2 separate regions of the Homo sapiens genome follow, and region 1 is linked to region 2. The links are chromatin contacts, found by Hi-C or POLR2A ChIA-PET in ENCODE. All regions are on one chromosome and are shown on one strand. The core of a region is the stretch at or near the end of the contact, and the rest is flanking DNA. Distances in the headings are between cores, read along the strand shown.

Evidence for each region. A loop is a pair of places that touch in the nucleus more often than their neighbours do. ChIA-PET counts read pairs that join two places held with the same protein, here RNA polymerase II (POLR2A). Pooled maps may share reads with other maps.
Region 1: a loop to region 2 is called in a map of mammary epithelial cell, with 4 times the contacts of the local background. The contact joins two enhancer-like sites. A Hi-C loop is called at or near these places in 3 of 168 maps with a recorded cell type or tissue (IMR-90, endothelial cell of umbilical vein and mammary epithelial cell) and 3 of 50 pooled maps. POLR2A ChIA-PET finds 5 or more read pairs at or near these places in 4 of 52 experiments (AG04449, AG04450, OCI-LY7 and 1 more).

Annotation. Positions count from the first base shown.
Region 1 is chr5:98,343,692-98,351,125 of GRCh38, reverse strand. No RefSeq gene overlaps it. Among named protein-coding and RNA genes, the nearest start is that of LINC01846, 190 kb to the right of the region's middle. RefSeq lists a silencer at 1,187-1,481. Within about 2 kb of position 1,710, at least 3 of the 41 ENCODE cell types and tissues checked have a DNase peak (open chromatin) inside an H3K27ac peak, as active enhancers do; they include IMR-90 and mammary epithelial cell, where a contact is called at or near this core.
Region 2 is chr5:98,306,356-98,312,843 of GRCh38, reverse strand. No RefSeq gene overlaps it. Among named protein-coding and RNA genes, the nearest start is that of LINC01846, 150 kb to the right of the region's middle. Within about 2 kb of position 2,948, at least 9 of the 41 ENCODE cell types and tissues checked have a DNase peak (open chromatin) inside an H3K27ac peak, as active enhancers do; they include IMR-90 and mammary epithelial cell, where a contact is called at or near this core.

The DNA.
Region 1 (7,434 bases), core at 461-2,960, 40 kb before region 2:
GTGGATTGCACACTAAAATTACAGAATTGGAGTATTCTGGGGATGATTTTGTACTTAATTTTACCAGTGGATTTTGTACCTTTAAATATTTTCTTTTTTCGCATTAGTATTTTTTTTTTGTTCAGATTGAAGAGTTCCCTTTACCATTTTTTGTGAGGTAAGTCTGGTGGTGATGAATTCTCTTAGCTTTTGTTTGCCTAGGAAAGACTTTGTGACTCCTTATTTGAATGATAGCTTTGCTGGATAAAGTGTTTTTGAATGGCAGGTTTTGTTTTTTGTTTTTTGTTTTTTGTTTTCTTTTCAACACTTTGAAAATATTCTGCTCCCTCCTGGCCTGTGTGGTTTCCACTGAGAAGTCTGTCATCAGATGATTGGCATTTCTTTACATGTTGTTTGCTTTTTTTCTCCTGCTGCTTTTTAGGATCCTCTCATTGTCTTTGGCCTTCGAGAGTTTAATTATTATATGTCTTGGCGTAGTCCTATTTGATGTTCTCTGTCCTTCCTATACGTGAACTTTTATTTCTTTCTCAAGTTTTGGAAACTTTTCTGTTATTATTTTTTGAGTAAGTGTTCTACCTTGTTCTTTTGCTCAGCTGCCTTTTGAATACTAGTAATTCTTAGATTTTGTCTTTTGAGGTAATTTTCTATATCTTATAGGTAGTCTTTATTCCTTTTGACTTTATTTTTTTGTTATTTCTCCTGTGACTGTGTACTTCTAAACAGCCTGTCTTTGGGAGCACTGATTCTTTCCTCTGCTTGGTACATTCTGCTGTAAAGAGCCTTCAATGAATTTTTGAATTCAGCAAATGTGTTTCTCAGTTCCAAGATTTTTGTTTGATCTTTTGTTATTATTTCAATCTCCTTGTAAAATTTATCTGATAAATTTATAAATTGCTTTTATGTGTTATCTTGGAGAGCACTAAGTTTCTTTCAAACTCCTATTTTGAATTATTGGACAGAGAGCTCATGTAACAGTCTTGTTAGGGTCAGTCACTGGTTCCTTGCTTTGTCTGTTTGGAGAGGTCATGGTTTCCTTTTCGCTGTTTTTTTTTTGTGTGTGTGTGTGTGAATGTACATCTATGTCTTTGCATTTAACAGTTATTCATTCCAGTTTTCTCTGCCTGGCTTGTTTTGGTTTTTATTGGCTATGTTTACTTAGAGATTCTTCATAATTTACCTGTTGAATTTCTTATACTTTTTTCCGCTAGGTCAGTGCCTCCTTTTCAGCACTAGATGGCACTTTAAGCCCATGTTTGCCTTTGCTCTAGCAAATTATCAGAGACTGATCATCAGAAATAGGGGAGGTCCCAAAGGGGATATCCTGGCAGTGTGGAACGGCTGGCTGTAATTTGTGCTCAGGGGCCCCGTGGAATGTACCTCCTACAGCATGGTACTGCTAAGCAGCCACTCCGATTTGGCATGTCATTTGGCTGAATTACAGAGCAGTTTCTAGCATTCAGGATGTTAGTCCTGCCTCTCTACTTTGTCTTTGGCTGTCCTCAGAGATGTTTCTCCTTTTAGGCACTCACCATGCTTCCCACAGTTTGAGGTAGGGACAGGTCTCCTGTCAGGGAACATAAGAAAGTAGAGAAGCTGACTGTCAACCTCAGTCTCACTTTCTCCAGTGTGGAAACTGAGAGTCAATCAACATTTTCCACATACTTGGGGCAGGGCAGATTCCAGGGAGGGGTGTCATTGTCATGAATATATGGCTCTCTTACCGTCTGCTGGAGTTTTTTTTACTTCTCTTTGGCTCCAGGAACTGATTCATCCTCATATTTGTGTTCTAGGATATTGCTGGTGATCATCTTGGTGCTATATATTTGTTTTTGGTTTTCTGTAAAAGGGAGCGAAGCCAGCTTGTTTCTATGCCACCATTTTCGAATTGGAATTATGACTATAGGGCACCACAGTCTTGAACTCCTGGGCTCAAGTGATCTTTTTTTTTTTTTGTCTGATATATTTTAAAAAATTTTTTATTTTATTATTATTACACTTTAAGTTTTAGGGTACATGTGCACAATGTGCAGGTTAGTTACATATGTATACATGTGCCATGCTGGTGTGCTGCACCCATTAACTCGTCATTTAGCATTAGGTATATCTCCTAATGCTATCCCACCCCCTTCACCCTACCCCACAACAGTCCCCGGTGTGTGATGTTCCCCTTCCTGTGTCCATGTGTTCTCATTGTTCAATTCCCACCTATGAGTGAGAACATGTGGTGTTTGGTTTTTTGTTCCTGCGATAGTTTACTGAGAATGATGATTTCCAATTTCATCCATGTCCCTACAAAGGACATGAACTCATCATTTTTTATGGCTGCATAGTATTCCATGGTGTATATGTGCCACATTTTCTTAATCTAGCCTATCATTGTTGGACATTTGGGTTGGTTCCAAGTCTTTCCTATTGTGAATAGTGCCGCAATAAACATACGTGTGCATGAGTCCTTATAGCAGCATGATTTATAGTCTTTTGGGTATATACCCAGTAATGGGATGGCTGGGTCAAATGGTATTTCTAGTTCTAGATCTCTGAGAAATCGCCACACTGACTTCCACAATGGTTGAACTAGTTTACAGTCCCACCAACAGTGTAAAAGTGTTCCTATTTCTCCACATCCTCTCCAGCACCTGTTGTTTCCTGACTTTTGAATGATCGCCATTCTAACTGGTGTGAGATGATATCTCATTGTGGTTTTAATTTGCATTTCTCTGATGGCCGGTGATGGTGAGCATTTTTTCATGTGTTTTTTGGCTGCATAAATGTCTTCTTTTGAGAAGTGTCTGTTCATGTCCTTTGCCCATTTTTTGATGGGGTTGTTTGCTTTTTCCCTTATAAATTTGTTTGAGTTCATCGTAGATTCTGGATATTAGCCCTTTGTCAGATGAGTAGGTTGCGAAAATTTTCTCCCATTTTGTAGGTTGCCTGTTCACTCTGATGGTAGTTTCTTTTGCTGTGCAGAGGCTCTTTAATTTAATTAGATCCCATTTGTCAATTTTGGCTTTTGTTGCCATTGCTTTTGGTGTTTTAGACATGAAGTCCTTACCCATGCCTATGTTCTGAATGGTAATGCCTAGGTTTTCTTCTAGGGTTTTTGTGGTTTTAGGTCTAACATGTAAGTCTTTAATCCTTCTTGAATTAATTTTTGTATAAGGTGTAAGGAAGGGATCCAGTTTCAGCTTTCTACATATGGCTAGCCAGTTTTCCCAGCACCATTTATTAAATAGGGAATCCTTTCCCCATTGTTTGTTTTTCTCAGGTTTGTCAAAGATCAGATAGTTGTAGATATGTGGTGTTATTTCTGGGTGCTCTGTTCTGTTCCATTGATCTATATCTCTGTTTTGTTACCAGTATCATGCTGTTTTGCTTACTGTAGCCTTGTAGTATAGTTTGAAGTCAGGTAGTGTGATGCCTCCAGCTTTGTTCTTTTGGCTTAGGATTGACTTGGTGATGCGGGCTGCTTTTTGGTTCCATATGAACTTTAAAGTAGTTTTTTCCAGTTCTGTGAAGAAAGTCATTGGTATCTTGATGGGGATGGCATTGAATCTATAAATTCCCTTGGGCAGTATGGCCATTTTCATGATATTGACTCTTCCTACCCATGAGCATGGAATGTTCTTCCATTTCTTTGTATCCTCTTTTATTTCATTGAGCAGTGGTTTGTAGTTCTCCTTGAAGAGATCCTTCATGTCCCTTGTAAGTTGGATTCCTAGGTATTTTATTCTCTTTGAAGCAATTGTGAATGGGAGTTCACTCCTGATTTGGCTCTCTGTTTGTCTGTTATTGGTGTATAAGAATACTTGTGATTTTTGTACATTGATTTTGTATCCTGAGACTTTGCTGAAGTTGCTTATCAGCTTAAGGAGATTTGGGCTGAGACAATGGGGTTTTCTAGATGTACAATCATGTCATCTGCCAACAGGGACAATTTGACTTCCTCTTTTCCTAATTGAATACCCTTTATTTCCTTCTCCTGCCTAATTGCCCTGGCCAGAACTTCCAACACTATGTTGAATAGGAGTGGTGAGAGAGGGCATCCCTGTCTTGTGTCAGTTTTCCAAGGGAATGCTTCCAGTTTTTGCCCATTCAGTATGATATTGGCTGTGGGTTTGTCATAGATAGCTCTTATTATTTTGAGATACGTCCCATCAATACCTAATTTATTGAGAGTTTTTAGCATGAAGGGTTGTTGAATTTTGTCAAAGGCCTTTCCTGCATCTATTGAGATAATCATGTGGTTTTTGTCTTTGGTTCTGTTTATATGCTGGATTACATTTATTGATTTGCATATGTTGAACCAGCCTTGCATCCCAGGGATGAAACCCACTTGATCATGGTGGATAAGCTTTTTGATGTGCTGCTGGATTCGTTTTGCCAGTATTTTATTGAGGATTTTTGCATCAATGTTCATCAAGGATATTGGTCTAAAACTCTCTTTTTTGGTTGTATCTCTGCCCGGCTTTGGTATCAGGATGATGCTGGCCTCATAAAATGAGTTAGGGAGGATTCCCTCTTTTTCTATTGATTGGGATAGTTTCAGAAGGAATGGTACCAGTTCCTCCTTGTACCTCTGGTAGAATTCGGCTGTGAATCCATCTGGTCCTGGACTCTTTTTGGTTGGTAAGCTGTTGATTATTGCCACAATTTCAGAGCCTGTTATTGGTCTATTCAGAGATTCAACTTCTTCTTGGTTTAGTCTTGGGAGGGTGTATGTGTCGAGAAATTTATCCATTTCTTCTAGATTTTCTAGTTTATTTGCGTAGAGGTGTTTGTAGTATTCTCTGATGGTAGTTTGTATTTCTGTGGGATCGGTGGTGATATCCCCTTTATCATTTTTTATTGCGTCTATTTGATTTTTCTCTCTTTTCTTCTTTATTAGTCTTGCTAGCAGTCTATCCATTTTGTTGATCCTTTCAAAAAGCAGCTCCTGGATTCATTAATTTTTTGAAGGGTTTTTTGTGTCTCTGTTTCCTTCAGTTCTGCTCTGATTTTAGTTATTTCTTGCCTTCTGCTAGCTTTTGAATGTGTTTGCTCTTGCTTTTCTAGTTCTTTTAATTGTGATGTTAGGGTGCCAATTTTGGATTTTTCCTGCTTTCTCTTGTGGGCATTTAGTGCTGTAAATTTCCCTCTACACACTGCTTTGAATGTGTCCCATAGATTCTGGTATGTTGTGTCTTTGTTCTCGTTGGTTTCAAAGACCATCTTTATTTCTGCCTTCATTTCATCAGGTACCCCGTAGTCATTCAGGAGCAGATTGTTCAGTTTCCATGTAGTTGAGTGGTTTTGAGTGAGTTTCTTAATCCTGAATTCTAGTTTGATTGCACTGTGGTCTGAGAGACAGTTTGTTATAATTTCTGTTCTTTTACATTTGCTGAGGAGAGCTTTACTTCCAAGTATGTGGTCAATTTTGGAATAGGTGTGGTGTGGTGCTGAAAAAAATATATATTCTGTTGATTTGGGGTGGAGAGTTCTGTAGATGTCTATTAGGTTTGCTTGGTGCAGAGCTGAGTTCAATTCCTGGGTATCCTTTTTAACTTTCTGTCTCGTTGATCTGTCTAATGTTGACAGTGGGGTGTTAAAGGCTCCCATTATTATTGTGTGGGAGTCTAAGTCTCTTTGTAGGTCATTCAGGACTTGCTTTATGAATCTGGGTGCTCCTGTATTGGGTGCATATATATTTAGGATAGTTAGCTCTTCTTGTTGAATTGATCCCTTTACCATTATGTAATGGCCTTCTTTGTCTCTTTTGATCTTTGTTGGTTTAAAGTCTGTTTTATCAGAGACTAGGATTGCAACCCCTGCCTTTTTTTGTTTTCTATTTGCTTGGTAGATCTTCCTCCATCCTTTTATTTTGAGCCTATGTGTGTCTCTGCACGTGAGATGGGTTTCCTGAATACAACACACTGACGGATCTTGACTGTTTATCCAATTTGCCAGTCTGTGTCTTTTAATTGGAGCATTTAGTCCATTACAGTTAAAGTTAATATTGTTATGTGTGAATTTGATCCTGTCATTATGATGTTAGCTGGTGATTTTGCTCGTTAGTTGATGCAGTTTCTTCCTAGCCTCGATGGTCTTTACAGTTTGGCATGGTTTTTCAGTGGCTGGTACCGGTTGTTCCTTTCCATGTTTAGCGCTTCCTTCAGGAGCTCTTTTAGGGCAGGCCTGGTGGTGACAAAATCTCTCAGCATTTGCTTGTCTGTAAAGGATTTTATTTCTCCTTCATTTATGAAGCTTAGTTTGGCTGGATATGAAATTCTGGGTTGAAAATTCTTTTCTTTAAGAATGTTGAATATTGGCCCCCACTCTCTTCTGGCTTGTAGAGTTTCTGTCGAGAGATCCGCTGTTAGTCTGATGGGCTTCCCTTTGAGGGTAACCTGACCTTTCTCTCTGGCTGCCCTTAACATTTTTTCCTTCATTTCAACTTTGGAGAATCTGACAATTATGTGTCTTGGAGTTGCTCTTCTTGAGGAGTATCTTTGTGGAGTTCTCTGTATTTCCTGAATTTGAATGTTGGCCTGCCTTGCTAGATTGGGGAAGTTCTTGTGGATATTATCCTGCAGAGTGTTTTCCAACTTGGTTCCATTCTCCCCGTCACTTTCAGGTACACCAATCAGACGTAGATTTGGTCTTTTCACATAGTCCCATATTTCTTGGAGGCTTTGTTTGTTTCTTTTTATTCTTTTTTCTCTAAACTTCCCTTCTCGCTTCATTTCATTCATTTCATCTTCCATCACTGACACCCTTTCTTCCAGTTGATTGCATCGACTCCTAAGGCTTCTGCATTCTTCACGTAGTTCTCGAGCCTTGGCTTTCAGCTCCGTCAGCTCCTTTAAGGACTTCTCTGTATTGGTTATTCTAGTTATACATTTGTCTAAATTTTTTTCAAAGTTTTTAACTTCTTTGCCTTTGGTTTGAATTTCCTCTTGTAGCTCGGAGTAGTTTGATCGTCTGAAGCCTTCTTCTCTCAGCTCGTCAAAGTCATTCTCCATCCAGCTTTGTTCCGTTGCTGGTGAGGAACTGCATTCCTTTGGAGGAGGAGTGGCGCTCTGCTTTTTAGAGATTCCAGTTTTTCTGCTCTGTTTTTTCCCTATCTTTGTGGTTTTATCTACCTTTGGTCTTTGATGATGGTGATGTACAGATGTGTTTTTGGTATGGATGTCCTTTCTGTTTGTTAGTTTTCCTTCTAACAGACAGGACCCTCAGCTGCAGGTCTGTTGGAGTTTGGTAGAGGTCCACTCCAGACCCTCTTTGCCTGGGTAACAGCAGCAGTGGCTGCAGAACAGCGGATTTTCATGTACCGCGAATGCTGCTATCTGATCGTTCCTCTGGAAGTTTTGTCTCAGAGGAGTACCCGGCTGTGTGCGGTGTCAGTCTGCCACTACTGGGGGTGCCTCCCAGTTAGGCTGCTCGGGGGCCAGGGGTCTG
Region 2 (6,488 bases), core at 1,699-4,198:
TACCTGGGCAGCCCTGCCTTGGGGGCTTCACACTTCATCTTCGTTATGCCTCAAATGCTCTTTTCCAGATATCCACAAGGTTGACTCCCTTCTTTAATTACGTTTTTATTTCAAACTCAGGTTTTACATAAACCTTTCCCTGGCCAGCCTAACCAAAATCTTAGCACATCCCTGCCCAACCCCACTGTCATTTTCCCCTGCCTTACATTTTTCTCCCTAGCACTTATTAGTATATAACACATACTAAATATAATCTTGTTTATTTTTACCAGTTTTGTTCATAGGTGAATCTTGTTAGCAGAGTGCTTAGGACCTGGTAGATACTCCATACATATTTGTGAAGTGAATGAACCTATTCTGAATTCAATACATGGCCTTATAGCCTTTCATACTAAGTCATGCTCCAATTTTACATGATGTCTTATTCTCACTCTTAGTGATAGTAAGTTTAGCAAGTTACTGAATAAGGAATTTTTTGGGAGAAGAAGTTGCATCTTTCCACAAGCAAAGAAATCGGAAGTTAAAGACATTCTCATAGCCAAAGCGTTATGGAGGAGTTCGGCTGTCACTAGGCTAATTGGGCGCTCAGTTAGAGAGTTTAAAAATATTTGAGTCAAACAGAAATACATTATTGCTCTTGATTCTTTTTCACAGTATTGAATATTGAGTAAGTAAAAACTATTAGCAGAGTAAATGAATTTAAAATATTTATTTAAGAAATGACACAAATTATCATTCACTTCTGAACACAAGGTTTACCTGTGAATCATTCTTCCTTGAAATGGCTGAAAACTAAGAAATAAGTAATTTCAAGGTTCTGTTTCAGGCATTGCTAACTTCAATTAAAGTGAGCTAAGGCTACAGCAGTAAGAGAGAGTGGATCTGGTGGCAACTGCTAGTTAGAATTAGAGCATTTCATATGTGTAAAGTACCACAAATTTGACTTTCTGATACCACACCTTTGTGATACTACAATCTCTGCTCTGGCATCCTTTTTTTACGGTCATCCAACATATATTTAAACACACTCAATGATGAGAAATTTACAACATTTTTAGGTAGTTTATCTTTGGGCGATTTTGTTAGAAAGCTCACTTATATTGACTCAATTTCTTTGAAGTTTACCTAGAAGATATTCACTAAACAGTATTGACTGAATAAATGCATGATTGGATTGGGTAAAATTAATTTGCAAAGAAGGTGACATAAGAAACAGGTATCCTGACAAGGCTTGACGGTTCATAGACTGGCAGTGATTAAAGGTGCCAGAAATCTTCAGAAAATTGATGTAAGAATTAAATAAAAAACTATACCCTGAGATTATTTTCTGTAGAGGCAAATAGGCCTTCACCCTCCTACTCTGAGGAGAATAAGATGCAGTTTAGTATAATAACTGATATTTATAAAAACTGTGTGTTACTGAGAAGAGGTTCTATCATGTAAAGTATATTTTTAAGTTATCTAAAAATATATTTACATGGTAATATTTGTTCTCCAATAGTAGCAAATAAGTAAGACCTTATTGTAATTCTGAAAACAAGTCAGACTTCTAAAGATTGTATGCACATTACGTTCAAATCAAATCTTTCTGAGAATGGGACAGAAATAAGAATATGATAATAATGCTTTAAATGTAATGGAGAGGGACTTATTAGAAGCATGCATTGAATTTGAAGCATAAAGATATTCAACTGAGCAAAATAAAATAACTTTATTTTGAAATCCCTTGTATGAATTTATCAAGTGCAATGCCTATGGTCAATTAGAAGAAACCGGACTAAACTTGAAATTCTGCCTGTTCATTTCTGAGGCACTTTTTGATATGTCAAGTTTGCTTTCCCATCGTTCTAGCTTTGATAAATATTGATATTTATATATTTACCTCTGTATTGTTACATGTATATGTATATATAAGGAGGGAAACACAAACACATATCATATATTGCAAGAAGGCCTAAATCGCATTTGCTGTTTTAGATCTCTACTTGCCTCTAAAATGACAGCATTTCATAGTGGGCTCCAAGTTACGAGATCTGGTTTCTTGTCCCAGATCTGGCATTGTACACTGGGGGGCAAGCATTTACAATCTTCATATGCTTGAGAATTTTTCTGATTAAATGATTACTAATGTCCTAGCTAACTTCAATATCTTATAATATCACAATCCTATGAGTATTTTGGATTGGGAAAATCTCTCACATCTCTAATATGTGAATGTCAACCAAAGGATAATGGGAGTGAAATACCATGATGATATGTGCTGGGCATCTGCCACTTGCTACTCAGACTCCATCCTTTGTACTGCGAGGCTGCAGGAGCCAGTCTTTATGGATTACATCAATAGGGTCCCTTGAACTCAGAGGAGGGGAAGAAAAAAGGGAAGGATGAAGAGTGAGGTTGGAGTGTATATTCCTTTGCTTCTTTTCTGCAAGTCATTATTGCAGGCAGACTGTGTGACTCAAGCCTGTAGCTCCTGTCAGTTTACAGTGACTGCCCACCCTCCTTGCTTCCTCAGGCCTACCCAGTGCCATGTTCTTAGCCCTGTTGTACTACACTCCTCTTTGTGAATTCCTTATTCTCTGACCACATTTTTGCAAATATTTTCTTCGTTAAAGTCATTACAAATTATGCCAAGCTGAATGTGGCATCACTTTCCTGCTGGGATCCTAAGTGGCTGGGAATACAAACCCCTGGGTGGCTGCAGCTGGGAGGATGGCTATTGTGTTGCACGGGATGAATACTGGAATTACTCCCTCTGTCTCAGTCATCAACCAGGCACTTCCTCTCTCTGACCAGAGGCACAGGAAACCACAGCACTCTCATTGCTATGGGACAGGTCAATGGAAAACAGTGACACACAAGACAGAGCACTGCAAGCAGAGGGAGAGAGAGTGTCTCTCACAGGCTTTTGCAGAGTGAAAGGAAAGCCAGTCTCCGGGAGAAAGCGTTATTTTGTGCTGAGAACACGGAAGAGTGAATCATCTCAGAAAGATTGCTCATTTGCAGAGTAAACTCTGTGTCGTCAGAGAGGAAGAGGTTGGGGATTTTTCACAAAAGTTACCAATCCATTGATAAAAGGAAGAAACAATCTATACTCGGCCAGCCTGTCTTTTAATTGGCAAGATCCAGTTTCTTAGCAGAACTGAACAACTTAGAAGGGATAGAAACTGCGCCAAGAGAAAGGAAAAGACCAGACTTGTTAGCATCTGACTAAGAGTTCTCATCAGTTATAGTGGAAAAAGCAAAGTATAAAAAAAACCTTGAAATTAATACCAGAATCCTACTGTAAGTCATTTTGGTTTGTTATATGGACATTTGCTTTAGTTAAATAGATATGGAGGTGGATGATAGATGGATAGATAGATCAATAGAGAATTCCATAACATATGTTTAGACATTTTCATACAGTCCCAAATTAAAGAAGTGTGAATTGAGTAAACCTCACTAACCTTTCCAGTTAGGATACTTATATTTGCGGTAGGTATTTAAAACATGTTTTCATTTACGGAAAAAAATATATTAAGTACCGAGTATATGCTGAGCATTGTATGAATAACCAAAACAAACAGCTTTATTTCTCTTTATGTGTTAATAAGTGAGAAGGACATATAAAGAATGAAGCACAGTGAAGCATTCCAATTATAGCTGCCATTCCTTCTGTCCGACATGATTTTCCATCCGATCACCATGTGACTCATCCTTTATCACTTTCCTGTCTTATCTCAAACAGCACCTGTTCAGTGAGGCCTTCATGAATCTTTATAACATTTTAATCCTCCCACTTTCTATTTAATTTTTTTCATATAATTTTTAAAAATAATTGTCATTCTCCACCTTCATTACAGAATACAAACTCAATGAGGGAGAGTTTCATGTTTTTTTTTTTTTTTTTTGGTTTGCTTTGCTTAGTGCTTTAACTCCAGAACTCAGAACAGTGCCCAGCACATACAGGAGTTATTTATTTTTATTTTTTTTTTTTTTTAGTGAAAGGTAGGAAAAAGGAGGGGGAAGGGGTTCAGGGGAAACACTCAGGAGAGGAGTCACTTTTACATTTGAGGTGAGGTCAGGAAAGGCTCTGTGAAGCTCTTACCTTTGATCTGAGTCTTGAAAGATGAGTGGTTTTTTAGGTGGTGGTAGAGGGTGTTGAATAAATAAAGGCAGTGATCTAAAAGACATATCAATCACATTTATTTGAGTGCTGATTAAAGTTATAAATGTTTAATTGGTACCCTCATTAATAGAAATTTTTCTATCACTATATATATATTCAATCAGATTCTGGAGGAAAATGCCTGGGAAAGGTTGAGTAGTAGTTCTAGCTCAGGTGATTTTGTCCCCCCAGGGAAATTCTGAAGTGTCTGAGACATTTTTGGTTGTCACACTGATAGAGAGTGCTATTGGCATCTGGTAGGTAGAGGCCAGGGATATTACGAAACATTCCACATTGCACAAGACAGTGCCCCAAACATAGGCTCATCTAGCTCAAAATGTTAATAGTGACACAGATGAGAAACTCTGATTTAAAGAGAATTAGTGAAATTGAGACTAATCTCTAAAGTCTGTGCCAACACTGAATCTGAGGTTGTTTTTGAGTAGGATTTGTTTTAAACTAATTTCATTGAAGGTATACAGGATAATTAAGAGCACATTTGTTATGACTGAAACAAATCTGAGTGTCCCTCAAAGTATGTGTTAGCTTTTTTGAATATGACTGTCATAGAGTCCAGTAGTCTACCTTGTCTTCAGGGAATACGTTCTAAGGCCTCCAGTGGATATTTTAAACCACAGATGGTGGCAAACCCTATATATATTATGTTTGGTTTTGATCTGATAACTGAGATGGTTACTAAGTGACTAATGGGCAAGTAGCATATACAATGTGGATACACTGAATAGAGGAATGATTCACGTTCTGTGGGGGACAGAGTGGGGCAGTGAGTGATTTCTTCAGGCTACTCAGGGTAACTGAAATTGTGGAAGGCAAAACAATGAATATGGGGGAACTACTGTGCATTGGCCTAATATAGTACATTGGGCTTCATGTTTTCCTGTAGGTCTGTCTTGAGCTGCTATAACAGAATACCTGAGGCTGAATAACTTATAGTAAACAGAAATTTATTGGCTTACAATTCTGGAGGCTGGAAATTCAAAGATCAAGGTGCTGGCATTTTGTAGGGGCATTCTTGCTGTGTCTTCACAGAGCAAAAGTTGGAAGGGCAAAGAGAGAAAGAGAACAAACCCATTCCCAAGAGTCATTTTTATTATGGCATTAATCTATACATGAGACCTCTGCCCCCATGACCTAAACACCACCCATGAGGCCCCAGCTCCCAACACTGATGCACTGGGGATTAAGCTTTCAACACATGAATTCTAGGGGATACATTCAAATGATATCACCATTTCTGCACTGATTCTGGAATATTTCGGAAAAAATAGCTATCCTAAAATTACAATCTAGTGGGAGTTCCCCAAGTCAGGGGACAGAAACTTAGTTGCCATTGCTACTGTAATTAGTATAATATCTAGGCATAATGATGTTAGAAGTGTGGACAGCATCACTATTTTCATCCCCCACAGGCACATGTACCAAGTGCTAAGACAGCACAATTCTAATATTTGCAAAGACATTTCATATTTATATTTAAAAATACTTTATCATGGTAAGAACACTTAACATGAGACCTAGTCTCGTAAGAAATTTTTTAAGTGTACAGCATTTTGTATTGTTGACTATAGGCACTATGATGTGCAGCAGATCTCTAGAACTAATTCATCTTACATAACTGAAACATTATACCCATCGAACAACTCCCTATTTCCCATTTTTTTCAACCCCTGGTAACCACTGTTCTACTCTCTGCTTCTATGTATTTGACTATTCTATCTATGTACCTAAAGTAAATGGAATAATGCAGTATTCGTCCATCTGTAACTGGTTTATTTCACTTAGTACAATATCCCCAAGGGTCACTCATTTTGTCATATATTAAGGAATTACCTTCTTTTTAAAGGCTAAATGATAGTCCATTTTGTGTGTGTATGTCCATTATCCATTGTGTATATATACCGCATTTTCTTTGTCTATTCATCCATTGATGACTACTTAGATTGATTCTACACACACATGCACACACGCACACATGCACACACGCACACATGCACCCACAAATGTGGTATACATACCACACTTTCTTTTTTTAGATTTTTAAATGATTTTAACTTAATTTTTTTTAAATTGACAGATAATACTGTATGTATTTACTGTGTACAACGTGATGTTTGGAAGTGTATATACATTATGGAGTGGTTAAATATACTGAAGTAACAAATTCACTACCTTATATAGGTATCATTTTTGTGTTAAGACCACTTAACTACCATTCTCTTTGTATTTTTCAAAAAGACAATATATTGTTATCACCTATAGTCACCTTGCTCTATAATGGGTCTCTTGAGTTTATTTCTTCTAACTATAATTACAAATC